Linked DNA regions of Homo sapiens: region 2 is linked to region 1. Evidence: chromatin loops called from intact Hi-C (ENCODE). Cell type or tissue: IMR-90. All regions are shown on one strand.

Region 1 (5,000 bases):
TTAAAGCAAAGGAAAATCCGGATTGGAAATCTCAGATTGCTATGTAACTGGCTCTGTGATTTGGGGTGTGGTAAAAATCATCTCGGAGCCTTGATTTCCCAATCTGAATAATTGGAATCATAATGCCTATCTTAGAGGAAGGGTTAAATGGGATACCATGTGCAAACATCCAACAGACTTGATTCCCCTTCTCCATCCTCCTTTGCAAAACAGGTAGTACAGTAGTTGGTAGAAGTGGGTGAGGAAAGGGAACTGATAAAATCTGAGGACAGGGTCCCTTCACTCTTATTGTTTATTTAAAGTCAGAACTCCAAAACATCGGTAAAACCACAGGAAAAAAAAATATAATACGATACATCACTTTTATGTAATTACCAGAGAAAACATCTCAGTGGACAACACCATTTGACTGAAAACCTGAGGAAAATGCCCTATATTAAATAATTTGGGGGGATGGCATATGCTGCCAAGTCCTCTCTGTAGAAAAAGGATATGTAAGCCTGTAGAGGGGTCTGCAAGAGGGAACTCATATTTGGGAGAGACTTCCCGTGCAACAATCAGCCCCCATGCAGACAGAGTGCCTTTACAAGTGAAGTGAAATAGAGAGACTCTACTGTAAACTAACACTAATAACCTATTGATGAGGACAACAGACCATTGACCAACTTGAGTGATTCTAAAAGAACTGAATTAACTGCTACACAATGGTGTTTAACAAACACAGCCAGTATGTGATTGGTTGCAAGTGTCTTTGCAATGAGTCAGAACTTTTGATTTCAACGAGGGTTGCAGGTGACAGAAGATGAAGTCACCCACAAACAGATATCTGAATGCATCTGAAAACTCCATCCCCACTCCTATGCTCTAACACAAAAATGCAGTTGCCACCAGAAAATACAGTTCACATTGGGGGCGTCATTTATAATGGCTGATGTCAATAGTCTGAGAAAGGTTTACATTCAGTGTAAATAAGTTAGATTTGAGAAGTTAATGAGTTCCACTACCCAAGCTGCTCCTTATTAATTCATACAACTCAAAGACACCCACTAAAAATAATACCTTTTGAGCTGTATACCATCTTTATGGAGATCATTAATATTTCCCCGTAATACAGCAGTTACTGTTCCCATTATTTCCCTTGATCACCTTCATGCTCCTGACCACAGCACCACCTCATCCACAATTCTCACTTGTGTTAAAAATGCCCTCAACTCTCATCAGCCTTCCTTTCTCCAAGTGACCATTGTCTCCACACACCCTCGTGAGACCTCAGCTGAAAAACTGCCTGCCTCATCTCTCTCATATCTCTCTTTCTAATGGGAGACACAGAGTAGACTGGAATGGAAGGTGGAAGAGAAAAGACGTCTTAAAAACTGCACAAAGACTGGCCTTGAAGCACAGCCTCATTCATTTGCTCACTCACTCATTCTTCCAACAAACAGTTGTTTGTGCCAGGCACTAAGTAAGATATTCAGGATGCAGGAAGCAATTAAAACCTAGTCTCTGCAGGGAAGCAGACAGATATGCAGATGACTGGAGAAAAGGAGGCAGAAAATGAGGAGTCTCTGAGCTGGGTCTGGAACGATTAGTAGGACTTGCCTGGGAGACGAAAAAGGGATGGGCACAGGAAACCTCACATTGACAAGCAGAGACTTGCTCCATTTGGCTCTTTACTATGTCCCTGGCAACAGCACAGAGCTGGGCACACCACAGATGCTCCATAAGTGGTGAGAGACTGAATTAATGAATTAATGATACAAAAGGATTCCCACAAGAATCGAATCACTTGCTGCCTATCAGTCCCTTAGAAAGACAAACAGAACCATTTGCATTCCATTTCTGGCCCCTTAATAGATGAGTTGCTTTATGCTCTCTGCTCTGAGGTATCCCTGATTTCATTTCTTCTGTCACATGACACCTCACCTTTGTTCCCAACTCCCTGTCACCAAGCGATAGAGAGAATAGGAAGCGAAGGCTTTTGAATAACAAAATTTATATGTGGTCCCTTCAAATGATCAAACTGTCTAATAAACCTGATAAATTAACTGTGGACCTGAGCATCAATACATGGGCAATTGCAGCTCAGCTCTAGTTGACCCGAAAACACAAGGTAAGCATTAAGCAAGCATTGTTCAGCCCAGGCACTACTCACACTCTGGCTCCGATCATTCTTCGTTGTCTGTCCTACACATTGTTCGATGTTTAACATCATCCCTGGACTCCATCCACTAGATAACAGTAGCACCCCACCCCTAAATGTCCCTGGGTGGGAAACAGTCAAAGTCACCCCCAACTGAGAACCACTTCATTAAACTGTGATTAGCAGTAGATGATAGTTCCCCTGGTAATCTTTCCCTCTGAGAGTCTCCAGTGGTAGGATGCACAATCTCAGAAGACTATCCCAGTATCCCAGTATTAGAAATGACCTTGGACATCATCCAGTCTAACTTAGATTTTGCCTATGAGGAAGCTGAAGCCCAGAGAGGGGGAACTGGCTGTCCTCAGACCACAATGCCCATGGTAGCAGAAGCCCCAGGCCTCTTGCCTCCTGTAACAGAAGTATTCCACCACACCAAAATCCTGTATGACATTCTTTTTTGAGGCTTCTAAATATAAAGAAAACTAGCATTGATTTAGCAGCGATATAGATGCTTTCTTATAATAATAATGATGAATAACAATAATAATAAAAACTAACACTCACTAAATAATTGCAAAGCACCAAGCACTTTTCTAAGGACCTTTTTGCATTTTCTCATAACCTTTTGACATGGAAAAATCACAGAAATCCTGCTAGGTACATATTACCACTTCTATTTTTATAAATGAGGGGCACAAGTGTGCCAAGGCTGAGAACCTTGCCCACAGTCCCAGAGCAGACCAACTGCAGAGACAGAGCTCACACAGGGGCTCCTGGTGGCTTATGGAGCCTCTTGCCTTTCCACTCTGTCATGGTGTTCATAGAGCTCACCCAGCTCCCCAAGGGCCAGCTCCCAGCTGACCACTGAGCTACCATTCCTCCTGACTTGTACTAGCTACAATACCAGCTGAGCCAGGACTGCTCCACCTTCTGGCCTTTCAGACACACTTCCATCTGACATTTGCATTTTTGAGCCATGTTTGGTGACAGCCTTCAGCAGCTGATGGAGTTGACGAGGTTCATCTAATCCAACAAGTATTTGCTGAGCTTCTCCTTTGGGGCCAAGCTCTATGCTCAGCATGTCTAGGAATGCTAAGAGGAGTTGGTTTATTTTTTAGCACATGTCAAAATTTGTCATTGTTGGTTGATTTTGTCCACTTTCCCACCAGACACTACACAGGAAGCTCAAAGGGCATGAACCATGTCTGTCCTGACCATTCTTGTATCCTCTGAGCCCAGCACAGACCACATGCTCAATAAATGCTGTTAAATCAAACTGAATTTGTGGAACAGCTGCTCTAAGTCGCACACACCCTTAGATACTTAATATTATCTCATTTGATATCTCAAAAACCTTACACAAGATATATCTTTATTTTAAGGAGAAAATCCTAGGAGCACTGGCTTTTAAGGGATTTGTTCAAAGTCACAAAACTTGTATGTAGAATTGTCCTAGCAATGGTTCAGAAGAGGATGTGGTCCAAAGTGAATATACACATGATTCCAAAGAGGCTGAACAGACTACTGGTTAAAACATAGGCTCAGCGGTCAGACTTCCTAGGTCTGTGTCCCAAGTCCACCACTGATTATCTGTGTGATCTACAACCAGTCACCTCCCTGCTTCAGTTTCCTCTTCTGTATAATGGAGGTAATTAGAATAGTCCCTCCCTCAAAGAGTTGAGGTAACAACTAAATGGGTCGATATATACAAAGTGCTTTAAACATTGTCTGATGTATAATAGCTTATATTTATTTAGCACTTACTGTTTTTATAATAAAGGAGATAGAAGGGATAAACAGATACATAGATGTAGACAGACAGACACACACACACACACACACACGCATCCACGTACAAATTAAAGAACAGAAGAGCAGTGTAAGAGAGAATCAAGAGTGGCACACAGGTGAAGTGTCACAGGGGAAAATAATCTTCTCCTGCCCCACAGGAAATAACACTTTGCATTCAGGGTTTTGCTATTCCATTTAGAATTGAAAGAACACATCCTTGTCTCTGACATAAGCCACCTTTTTTACTAGCATTGAATTCAATTTAGCTTTATATGCTGTTAAAAAAGAAAAAAAACACAATTCCAAAATGCCTTCGAGTGGATGATAGAGGGAAAAAGGGACATGTACAGGCATACAAAAGCAGTTATTCCTGTCTCATGCTGCTAGCCTGTGTGAAACTGACTAGGCAAAGTTCTGCAGAAATGGTTTCAAATGGCTGGAAGAGAGGCGGGCTGCGTGGAGCCGGTTGATGGAATGTTTAACTCCAACTCATATTCATTTACTGCTACATTTAAGCTGCTTTCAAGACAATTTCCCCTCAAAAATAGCATTCATATTAAAATGGCAAAGTTCTGGCTCAGAAGCCTCAGGAATCTGAGTGGTCCGTTTGGCCTTCTTCTTCCTAAACAAGTGGGTGAGCAGAGTCTTGGATAGGTCAGCAATGTGGTAGCACCATAAATAAATAATTACGTAGGTATCTGCTGGACTTGCAAAAAGTATATCCCTAAACAAAGAAGCCTCATTATTTCTCCCCAGGAGTAGCTCAGAAGTCAGTCCTAATGCCTTTTTCTTTCAAGATACTTAAGATAGAGAGAAAAGAAGCTGTTCAATATCCATATTCTATTTTGTAATGTAAAGTAAGTTAGAGGTGATTGGCCTTCAATAAATGAATCACAAAGTAAAACAAAAAAAGGACACATACATTAAATGAAACTCAAAAGACATATCACCCAATACCAACATGTGGGCCTTATTTAGACCCTCATTCAAACAAACTATTAAAACATATGACATTTATAAAATAATTGGAAATTTTAACACCAACTGATGATAATAAGACTTACTGTTA
Region 2 (5,000 bases), 96 kb before region 1:
GGAAAGTGAAGTGAAATAGGAAGGAATTCGGGCCAGCCAATGCCTGGAGCTTCTTCCCAATTCTTCTGGTGCCAAAACGTCTGAAAGCTCTGTGAATTTTTTTTTAAGTAGGGGCCATTCCCTTTCCAGAAGCCAGGCGGAGTGCTGGAACAGAAAACAACCACAAAGAATGAAGTCTACCTCTTTCCTTTGTTATTCAAGAGCTGTGTGGAATGGGCCTCTCCCTAAAGCTCACCACCTTCATTGAATTTTTCTCCTATGTAGAAAGAAAAGTCCTCAGTTTGTTTTGGAGAATAAATGAGATAAAGTAAGCAAATATATCTGATGCCTGGTAAGTTATACTATTATTTTCACTTTGCTTCCAGGAGTAAGTGTTTGCAACTTTCTCTTCCCCACCACACAAATAGTTGATTTGTTGGACCAACTCTCAACCTCACCTCATACCAGTAGGAGGATTGTGAGCCTGAAGCAAGAGAAACTCATGTGGAAATGGGTGACAGAGGAACTGGAGAATGGAAAGAAGAAAGGAAACATGATTTAATATTAAGGAAAATAGCCTACTGGCCCAGCAAACTCTGAGAGGCTAGAAAGCATTTTATTTTAGACAGCTTTCTGGCTATCACCTGAAGTTTATGAGAGCTAGCCTTGCCTGTGCCATGTGTATAAATCATCCCTGCCCACTTATTAATAATCATAATGCCTTCTTTTATATAGAGTTCTTTGGAAGGCACTTTCACATACATCACCTAATCATTCATATGCCACAGGGTATCAGCAGCTGCCAGCCACTCATCCGCCCAAGTGGGCAAAGCAACTCGGTCTTTGGTTATGTAAATATGAGGCCCACAGGCACCATGACTTCAGGAAAAGGTGTAATGTGTCCTGTGTGTCTCCCAATATCCTTTGCTAGGCCGAACTGTCCACTGGGGAAAGGTGAATACACTGGCATAGGGGCTAAGGAGATCCCTGGAAAGAAAAATGGAAAGGTCTCACTTGATGCCCAAAGTTATTAGAATCCCTCTGTTAGAATGGGGCAGTCTCAAAGTTTTAAAGGAGCACCCACAAGAAAGGTGGGAAGGTTAAGTGGGTGGTGACATGGGGAAGGGTGAATCTGGCTGAGACTGCAAACTGCCTAGGACCTGCTGCCCTGTCTTGGTGTAATGCTATGAGGAGCACTAACCTAGCATGTGAGTGTGATGAAAGAAAAGTGGCAACTTAAAGTCAAAACAAGGGGACGTCACTGGATCCATGTAGAGAGCTGTGGTAACAACAGCCCCTACAGAGCAGAGGCCCAGCCTCCACTGTGCTATGCAGGATCAATGTTCAGCAGCGACACTGTGTGGCAGCAACTGAAGTAGCCGTGCTAGTAGACAGCATGGCATCCAACCTTTTCCCGCAACCACCCCCTGCAGACTGGTGGGGTTTTTGTTTTGTTTTCAAGGCTGAGCTAACTAGCCTAAGTCAACCCCTAGTTACTTGGAACAATTGGGATTGTAATCTGTGGAATGATGGAGAGACTTCATGAAGGAGATTTTGATCTCCTGCTGATAATGGTGTCTGAGACTCTCTATTGACTAATCAGAATAACAAGAGACATAACTACATGTGTGTGGCCCATGCTGGTGAAGCTAATCATATTGGTTACATTTGCAAAAAACCCAGCAAAACCTCTGAGTTAGGCACTATGATATAGGCAGAGAAGTTACTATTAGTCTCAATTTATTGATAAGGAAACTGAGGCTCATCTAGGTTTTAAGTGGCTTGCCCAAGACCCCGGATCCAGGAAGTGAATAAGCAGGTTCCCTTTCCAATGGAGAGGATTTTAGTTAAACAAAAAACAATTGCCACTGCCTTTCTCTCCTTTGGAACCAAGGTGGAATATCCCACCAGATCTTGTGGAATTGTCTCTGCATGTGAGCTGCACCCTTTCACAAAGCTTCCCTGTCTTTTCCACTCCCCTACATGTACTTGGGCAGAAACCAAGCTCGAGGTTCTGCTCACATGCTTGTGGTTTGGCTCCCAGCTGGGGATCACATTCTCTGCTCCACAGGCAAAGCCAAGGATCCTTCTTGCAAAATACTACTGGTGTCCTGGTGCCACCTCCCGAAAGAGCTGCCCACAATGCTCGCATGCCTGGGAGGTAGGGTGAGCAGGATCAAGCACTGGCAAGCAGGACATCCAGCAAGAAAAGATTATGCCTGCTCTTTCTCCCAGTAAGTTTCCTAAGAGCCATAGACTTGGTCATTAATAAATCCACACAATTTCAGGAAACCTCTCAGATACAAATTGGTGAAATTAAAGTGAGACAACATCTGGAAGTAAATTATATACTAATTTTGGCTATTTTCTTGCTGCTTACACACTTAGCAGAGAAAGAGCAAATGTCCACGGATTTCTGGTTCACAGGTACTTTTTTTCCTAGCTGTATCATCATAATGATAATGTTAGTAGATATCAATTTTTGTATCAGGCCCCCTACTGTGCAACTCCAAGGGATACTACTTACATAGAATACCATGTAAATAGTGCTCCCCAGAGGTATGCAATATGGCTTTTTCCATAGAATTATTTCCTTAATCCAGGCATAAAAATTATTTACCAGTATCTTATTTTATTACAAATAACAAACCACGTGGTAGACATTTGTATCTCTGTTTTACATGTGAGAAAAACAACAGGCATTGAAAGTTTAAGTGATTTGCCTATGGTCATATAAGTAGTAAGTTGCAAAATCAGGAAGTCAGGATTCAAACTCAGTGCTATCTGAATCCAAACCTCATGTTCTTAACTGTTTCATTATCCTAACTGAAGCCCTTGTATAACAGTAAGACATGAACCTTAAAAAAAAAAATTGCTAAGTTGGTTAACATCTAAATGTTGAGCCTATATATAAACAGCCTATACATGTATTTTTTTCAAGAAGAAAATAGTTTATGTGTTCTGTCTTCTTAGCATGTAAGACTTTTCAGCACGTTTAATTTAGTGAATATTAAGTATTGATATTACTGCATATGAATTCCTATGTACATCGAGGAAAAAAGTTTAATCAATTTTATTTCATTTTAAATAAGCTAATATTACCACAAAGCTTTCAGATACAACTGATTCACCAAAATGATTGGCGAATCAATACAATAAGTAAGATGTATTGAATGCCTACTATGTACTATTCTAAGTCATTTTCATATATTAGCATGTCTAATACCCCGAAAATGCATATAACATAGGCACTGTTTTCAGCTCTACTTTGCACAGATGGATTGAGAAACTTGCCCAAGATCACATAGCTACTAAGTGAAAGACCCAGAATATGAACCAGGCAATCTGGTTTTAGGTTCTACTCTATAGCCTCCAAGATCTGAAGTATGGCAATCCACAGGACATGAAAAGCAGCAGAGGGAGTCAAGAAGCCTAATCAGAACAAGCGCAGTGGCTCACGCATGTAATCCCAGAACTTTGGGATGCCAAGGTGGGCAGATCACCTGAGGTCTGGAGTTTGAGACCAGCCTGGGGAACATGGACAAACCCCATCTCTACTAAAAATATAAAATTCAGCCAGGCATGGTGGCAGGCGCCTGTAATCCCAACACTTTGGTAGGCCGAGGCGGGTGGATCACTTGAGGTCAGGAGTTCAAGACCAGCTTGGGCGACATGGGAAAACCCGTCTCTACTACAAATACAAAAATTAACTAGGCGTCTTGGTGCGTGCCTGTAATCCCAGCTACTCGGGAGGCTGAGGCAGGAGAATCGCTTGAACTGGGAGATGGAGGTTGCAGTGAGTCGAGATCGCACGACTGCACTCCAGCCTTGGTGACAGAGTGACTCCATCTCAAAAACAAAACAAAAGCCTAATCATGTGAAAACAAGTAAATAAACTAAACACAGACTCCCAGAATGGAGCAAAGCACCAGCTCCTGCATGTACTGAACATGACAGGCATAGGCTTCTAGAAAATGCTCAGAAATAAGAAGGCACTTCTGTGCGAAGTCACGAAGAAGACCAGAGACCAGGAGGGGTGCCATGAAGGTCAATTGCTAAGGCAACAAACCACTAATTTCATGGTCCACAGAATGATACACCTCTTTTACCAGAACAGAGAGGGAGAAAGGATACGAGATACTATATGATTATAATATTTCCAAAGTCCCTAGGTAGCTTCTCCTGATTTGTCTTACTTCTACTGCTTTCATGGTAGTTTTACAAGTGAAATCTGCCTTTCGTTTATTTATTGGCTTTCTCCCACCAACATAGGGAGCTGATTAATCTTCAAAATATCCCCATGCAATGTGCAGATGCATTCCAAAATGCTGCTGATCCCGTCTGTACCAGGAAATTGGGGCAGAAAGTTCTGCCACTTCTGCCCAAAGTAAAACTTGGCACTAAGCCAGAGGTAGAACTGTGGATCAACCCCAAAAGTGCCTATTCCCAGCCCACAACTTCCTTTTTCTTTTCACTAGAAAATAAAATAAAATAAAGTAAAATAAAATAAAAAATAAAATAAAATAAAATAAAAATAACCCAGGTCATTAAATTTTGTTGACTCCTTTCAACATTTTTTTTCCTATTAAAATAAGCAAAATTTCTGCCTATCCTCAACAGGTCCAGAAAGGTAGAAATGTATTGTTCAATTTTCAATCATTGAACATAAATTCACTTGTTGGATATTACTCTCCCACTATACATACTATAAGTCTGAATGGGTTAATAGATCTCCACCAGGGACAGAAATGATCTCTCTGCCCCTCTGCCCTGGAGGAGGAGCTGAGATATTCTGTGGCTCACAGGTACTTTTCCTGTGATATTTTTCTGCCTCATCATCACAGTCCATTCAATTATACGACTTCTCATTATTTAGGATCAATCCCCTTTCACAATGTCCCAAAGGAAAGTGCCTTGACAAGCATCCTATTCATCTCAATAGGACTTTGCAAAGTCAGAATAATATGCGTAAACACAGTTGGGCTTGGAGGTGGGTCCAAAAGAAACTATCTAATGCTGTT

What was found. A loop is a pair of places that touch in the nucleus more often than their neighbours do. Peaks named below come from ENCODE experiments on the same cell type or tissue, not always from the same donor. Only the 100,000 strongest peaks of a DNase experiment are listed, where the experiment ranks them.
Region 2: it touches region 1 in a loop (2.5-fold over the local background); 2 of 110 quality-filtered maps call a loop at or near these places.

What each region holds. Positions count from the first base shown.
Region 1 is chr4:24,029,449-24,034,448 of GRCh38, forward strand. It overlaps a transcript of PPARGC1A not described here. Among named protein-coding and RNA genes, the nearest start is that of PPARGC1A, 140 kb to the left of the region's middle. RefSeq lists an enhancer at 531-1,032. In IMR-90, no CTCF peak of the experiment used is centred here; no DNase peak of the experiment used is centred here.
Region 2 is chr4:23,933,037-23,938,036 of GRCh38, forward strand. It overlaps a transcript of PPARGC1A not described here. Among named protein-coding and RNA genes, the nearest start is that of PPARGC1A, 45 kb to the left of the region's middle. In IMR-90, a CTCF peak has its summit at 133; a DNase peak (open chromatin) is centred at 2,015.